Linked DNA regions of Homo sapiens: region 1 is linked to region 2. The links are chromatin loops, found by intact Hi-C in ENCODE. Cell type or tissue: IMR-90. All regions are shown on one strand. Each heading gives the region's core, and the rest is flanking DNA. Links, peaks and the distances in the headings are about the cores only. Region 1 overlaps GNA14 (G protein subunit alpha 14). Region 2 has its middle 4.3 kb from the start of GNAQ.

Region 1 (2,922 bases), core at 210-2,709, 450 kb after region 2:
GTTTTAGGAAGTCAAGGTCTTGGTATGGAAGGCAGTGACTCTGGATGGTCATAATTAAAATCCAGTGTTGCCATCCAAATGACAATGTGCTTTTGCAGGCAACTCTGGCTATCATGGTTGCTTTAGGCAACCTGCGGTTTACCCACTGTGTACTGACTACAGGCCATAGCCCGAGGGTGGAGGAAAAAGGCAATATCCAGCTACTCTCAGAGGTTTCTCCACCCTGGATGAGCAAACAACCCTCTCCCCTTTCAACAAACACAGTACCTGTAAAGACAGGGCTGACTCATACGATGGCTTTTGAGAATGAAATATAAGTGATATCTGAACCCTAAGGTGATATATTAAACAAAGAGTGTTCTCCGCTCTTCCAGGAACCATGACTTCCAAAAACAAACAAACAAAAAAACAAAACAAAAAAAGAAAACCGAGCTCACTCCATTTTGCATGAATAAAATTTCTAGGTCAAAGTCAAAGGAATTGGTAACACTGACAGTTTGGTTGACGCAGAAAGTCAAATAGCTTCCTCCTTAAGAGGCTCTGGGAAATGAAGTGGCCTGGCCCATCAGAGCTAGAAATGACCCTGCAAGTGAGCATTTATTTCCTTGTCAGGCCAGTTTGGCTTGCAAGAAATGCACCTGTGAAAACCAATGCCAGGTTTTGGTAAACTGGTCCTAAAAGTTACTGAGCTATAATAGATTCCTGGGGCATACAAAAGTGCTGTGATTCCAAGTTTGATTTTTAAAAATACATTGAAGGGTCTGTATGAAATGGAATATAAATAAAGATGGCTTTGAATGCTAATGTCTAAAGCAAACAAACAGTTCTTTTTAGCTGTGCTGGCCCATGGCTTTTAAAAATGTGGCTAGCATGTGAACCCCCAATGTGTCCCAGGCACTTTTAGACAGTGGCAAAAGCAGGTTCCTTCTTTTGAAGAATTTTCTGCGACTGCATGTGTTCAGAGCAACACAGTAAGCACCCAGTATATATTTGTGGAACAGAGAAAGCTGTTAATTCTCTCTGGGAACATCAGAAGGACTTCCTGGGGCTAAGGTGACCTCTGACTCAGATTCAGGTTTGACAGTAGGAGAGTGTCACCTGACAAAGAAGGGGGATTAGCAACTTTTATGCTATGTGTGCTAACCTGCCTTCTAACTTAGATTTTTATATGAAATATATTTTCCTGCTTCCTTGCTCCTCTCTGTTCAGTCTTATCCCTGCTTCTATATCCTCTGATTAAAGGCTTTAAACTTTCCTTCTCTTCTCACCCCGTGACTCATTCAGCTGTCAGACACTTCCTAAGCATCTGCTCTCCAGGCTTCCTTGCTCCTGGGGAAAGCATTGTGCTAAATGTGAAATTCCTGCAGATTTCCTTAGTCATTCTCCATCAGGATCAAGAAATCACCAAGTCCTGCTTGTTACTTTCACATTCTTCATTCAAAATACAGTGCTGAAAAACAGGAAGTATTTTATCAATTAATGTTCTGTGGTTGCAAGCAACAGACACTGGCTAACTGAAGGAAGAAAAGGAGTTCACTGAAGGGGTGTCAGGGTGTGGTGGATGGAGTGATAGCCCCCCAAAGATGTCCCCCTCTGAATCCCTGAAAACTGTGAATATGTTACTTGACATGGCAAAAGGGACTTTGCAGATGGGATTAGGATCTTGAAATCGGGAGAGTGTTCTTGACTATTCAGGTAGAACCAATGTAATACAAGGGTCCTTATAATAAGGGATGCAGGAGGGCCAGAGTCAGAGAAGACGATGTGATGACTGAAGCAGACATCACTGAGACAGGAATTTGAAGTCACTGCTGGCTTTGAAGATAGAGGAAGGGGCCAAAGCCAAGGAAGGCAGATGGCCTTTAGTAGCCAGAAAAAGGCATGGAATGAAGCCTCCCTTAGAGCCTCCAGAAGGAACAGAGCCCTCCAACCCCTAGGTTTTAGGATTTTTGAAATCCAGAACTATGAGAGAATAAATTCGTGTGTGTATACGTGTGCTTGTGTGCATGTGTTTCAATTGCAGTGAAATTCACTGAATAAAAGCAACCATTTTAAAGCAAACAATTCAGCGGCATTTAGTACATTCACAGTACTATGCAAACACTCTATCTAGGACCAAAACATTTTCATCAGCCCAGAAAGAAACTCCATACATACTAGGCATTCGCTCCCCATCCCTTTGTCCCACCTCCCCCAGATAACCACCAATCTGTGTTCTTTCATACTACGGATATTTCATAGAAATCCAATCTTATGTGACTTTTGCGTCTTCTGGCTTCTTTTGCTTGGCAAATATTTTAAAGTTCACCCATGTTGTAGCATGTGCCAGTACCTCATTCCTTTTATGGCTGAATAATATTCCATTGTATATAAATACCACAATAACTTTAGCTATTCATCAACTGATAGATATTTGGGCTGTTTCTACATTTTGGCTATTGTGAATAGTGCTGCTATGAACATGTGAGTATAGATACTAATATGAGTTCCTGCTTTCAGTATTGGGGGTATATATGCTTAGAAGTGGAATTGCTGGGTCATGTGGTAATTCTATGTTTAACTTTTTGAGAAACTGCCAAACTATTTTCCATAACAGCTGAACCATTTTACATTCCCACCAAATAACTGGAATGCATAAGGTTTCCAATTCTCCACATCCTCATCAACACTTGTTCTTTTCTTTTCTTTTTTTTTTAAGTATAGCTATCCAAATGATAACAGGAGCTAGAAAGAAATTATTTAGTCAGATAGTGAAGGTAAGAGAGTCCTTAGTAAGATTTTCCTTTAATAAAAAGCAGCCCCCAAATCATTTATTTTCTATTAAAAAAAAAAAAAAAACCAGCCTGTAAAATCGAGCTGCAGACATATAGGTAAGCAAGTTGGAAGCTTGCACGGGTGAATGCCTGCAGCTGTGCCAATAGG
Region 2 (2,872 bases), core at 373-2,872:
CCTTGGGTGCAAAATTTAAGTGGCATCAAAAATCTCAGTAATCAGGATAGGTAATATTTTAATGCAATACTTTAAAAATCTATAGTAATGCAAAAACCCCGTGATGAACAAATAATCAACATTTTATTTATTTATTTTTTTGAGACAGGGTCTCTACCTGCCCAGGCTGGAGGCACGATCTCGGCTCTCTGCAATCTCTGCTTCCTAGGCTCAAGCAATCCTACTGCCTGAGGCTCCAGAGTAGCTGGGACTACACACATGTGCCACTACACCTGGCTAATTTTTAAATTTTCTGTAGAGACAGGGTTTCACTACGTTGCCCAGGCTGGTCTTGAACTCTTAGGCTCACGTGATCCACCCACCTCAGCCTCCCAACATGCTCGCATTACAGGCGTGAGCCACCATGCCCAGCCCAGCATTTTAAATAGAGACAAGATCACTAACAGTTCTGTGCCATAACAGACAAAGCCTAAGCCAAAAAAAAAAAAAATCCTCACTCATCTCATCTTCTTCCAGGCCCTATTCCATATTGTCCAATGCACTCATCTCAAATCCGATGCTTAGGAATTTGTATAAGAATGGAAAGCTGGAAAACATTAACAAGTTTGGAAGAAGTATTTGGAAATTTTGTGGCTCAAATAGATTTTGGTAGGCCTAAGAGATAGAAAAGGACAAGAGAAAAAATAAAGCAATAAAGAACACTTTAATATCTAAATTTGTGGTTAGGAGAGGATATTTCATATTTATCTTAAAGTTAAAAGCGATTACCTTTTTTAACATCTTGATAAAATTCAGAATGGGAGGTTGAAAAATTTACAAGGATAACAAATTGAAAAAATTCATATGAAGACCATTTCAATCATTGAGAAGGCAGAACAGGCACTTTAATTACTTACGTGTTTTCCATCAGCAAGTGCTGTGTTTCGTTAACTTATCACACACTGAGCAATTAACAACTCTGACTATATATCTTGTCAAGATCTTCAATGTATAACCTGCATGTGGTCTGAAATGAATTGGTAATAGGAATATCAACTCTCCTATAAAGTTGATTTAGGTGGAATTAATATAGGCTTCCATCTGGGTTTTGAACAAAAATACTGCTTCCCAACTTTCTGAATACTCTAGTGATGGCTAATTTTCCTTGGTGAACGCATTGGAGGCAAGATTTTGAAGCACAGGGTGGAAGAACATTTTACAGAGGGAGCCAAGCTTTGGTGCACACAATCTGGCTAAGGAAAAAAAAAAAAGAGAGAGAGAGAGACTGTCATGTGGTCAACATGTGGCTTCTTTCACTGGAAGATCTAATTTTCATTCATTTAACAAATGTTTATTAAACATCTATTATACTCCTGGCATTGTTCTAGATGCTGGATTCAGGAGTGAACAAAACAGACAAAAATCTCAGCCTTATTGAGCTTTACATGAGAAATCATCAAAAGGAAATGAACGTAATGGGTTCATTTGCTTATTCATTCATCAAACATTAGCTTCTCTGGCTGAAACACTATTCTACTCAGCTTAAAATGAGCTCCCATCTGACAAGCCTTTTAGAGTCTTCCAGTCTACCGGGACTTTGGTGGCCTTCAAACTGTAAAGTACAGTACTTCCCTTGATATTGCTAACCCTGGATAAGCACAAGATAGATACATTTGATTGGAATCAGAGTATTACCCGGGTACGTTTTTTGAGCTTGGTAAAGGAAAGATGTCACTGAGGTACTATGCTTCATTTAGATTCTAGAATATCTGCTATATGATTTGTAATGTGGGTATTTTCTCTTTTAGAAGATGTGCTTCGTGCCTAGTTTTTCATCTTCAACATGTTGGCCCTGCTCTTCTTTCAACAGGACAGTTCCAATTAAGAATCTCAGTTTTTCTGCTGTTATAAGAATGTTCCTGTAGGTGGCGCCATTTGCAGCTCTCAGCGTCTCACTAGGTCGGCTTCTTTTTCTTCCCCACGAGCAAGTCCACTTTATTACTTGGCCAGACATCTCTTTCCCAGCTCTTGTAGGATCTGCGATGCTCTTCAGGCTGATTTCTAAAAGGTCTTCTGGGTGACCAGCGTGTGCTTCCTCATACTCTGGGTTAATTTGAATGGCAGCTTAGGGAACTGCTTCTCTTGAACTTTGTTAGCAATCCATTTTCCATACTGTATGTTAGCAACGAGTGTTTCTCATTTTGTATTGTTTATTCTTTGAAACACATGGCCTGTCTCACCAAATAGATTATGAAGCCTTTAAGGGCTTTGTATGCCTCAGGCATCTGGCATAATACACTGCCTGGGACAGGCAGTCTGTAAGTGTGTGTTTGTTGATGATGTAGGTGGTAGCATTCTTTTGTTTATTCATTATTTACTGAGTAGCTGTTCTAGGCTAGGCTCTCTTTCTGGTGCCTTGAAAACAGTTATGAAAAACATGGTCCCCGCTCTCAAGAAGCTCCTAATTCAGAGGGGAAGGGGGCAGAGAGAAAGAGAACACAGAGAATGACAGTAGTATGGTGCATATGAAGCAGCCATGCTAAGTGACTGGGAATAAGAGAGGTACTGTATATTGCCTGTGTCTGATGACCTCTATGGGCCTTTCCTTCCCCAGGAGATCCTTTTAGAAGAGCATGGCCTTTTCATTCTTTGACTGCAGAACCACTCCTTAAGACTAAACTATGCCTTTTACTGTTTTTCTTTGCCAGTCCCCAAAGGACAGGGTGATATGATTGTGGGGTTGGAGATCCATCTCAGGATACCATAGAAAAGGTGACAGTCTTCCTATTTTTCTCTGAAGTTCAATTTTCCTTGGGTATTGCAATTTGCTTTTCAGCTCATTAGTAATTGTCCTTGAATTCTCAAAATGGTTTATCATCTTACTCTCTGTGTG

Evidence for each region. Hi-C counts contacts between places; a loop is a spot of excess contacts. Peaks named below come from ENCODE experiments on the same cell type or tissue, not always from the same donor. Only the 100,000 strongest peaks of a DNase experiment are listed, where the experiment ranks them.
Region 1: a loop joins it to region 2, with 1.9 times the contacts of the local background. A loop is called at or near these places in 3 of 110 quality-filtered maps.

What each region holds. Positions count from the first base shown.
Region 1 is chr9:77,586,893-77,589,814 of GRCh38, reverse strand. The region is part of intron 1 of GNA14 (G protein subunit alpha 14); the gene reads left to right. Among named protein-coding and RNA genes, the nearest start is that of GNA14, 60 kb to the left of the region's middle. RefSeq lists an enhancer at 1,425-2,330. In IMR-90, for the core only: no CTCF peak of the experiment used is centred there; a DNase peak (open chromatin) is centred at 1,324.
Region 2 is chr9:78,034,628-78,037,499 of GRCh38, reverse strand. No RefSeq gene overlaps it. Among named protein-coding and RNA genes, the nearest start is that of GNAQ, 4.3 kb to the right of the region's middle. In IMR-90, for the core only: a CTCF peak has its summit at 1,908 (motif pointing right); a DNase peak (open chromatin) is centred at 1,939.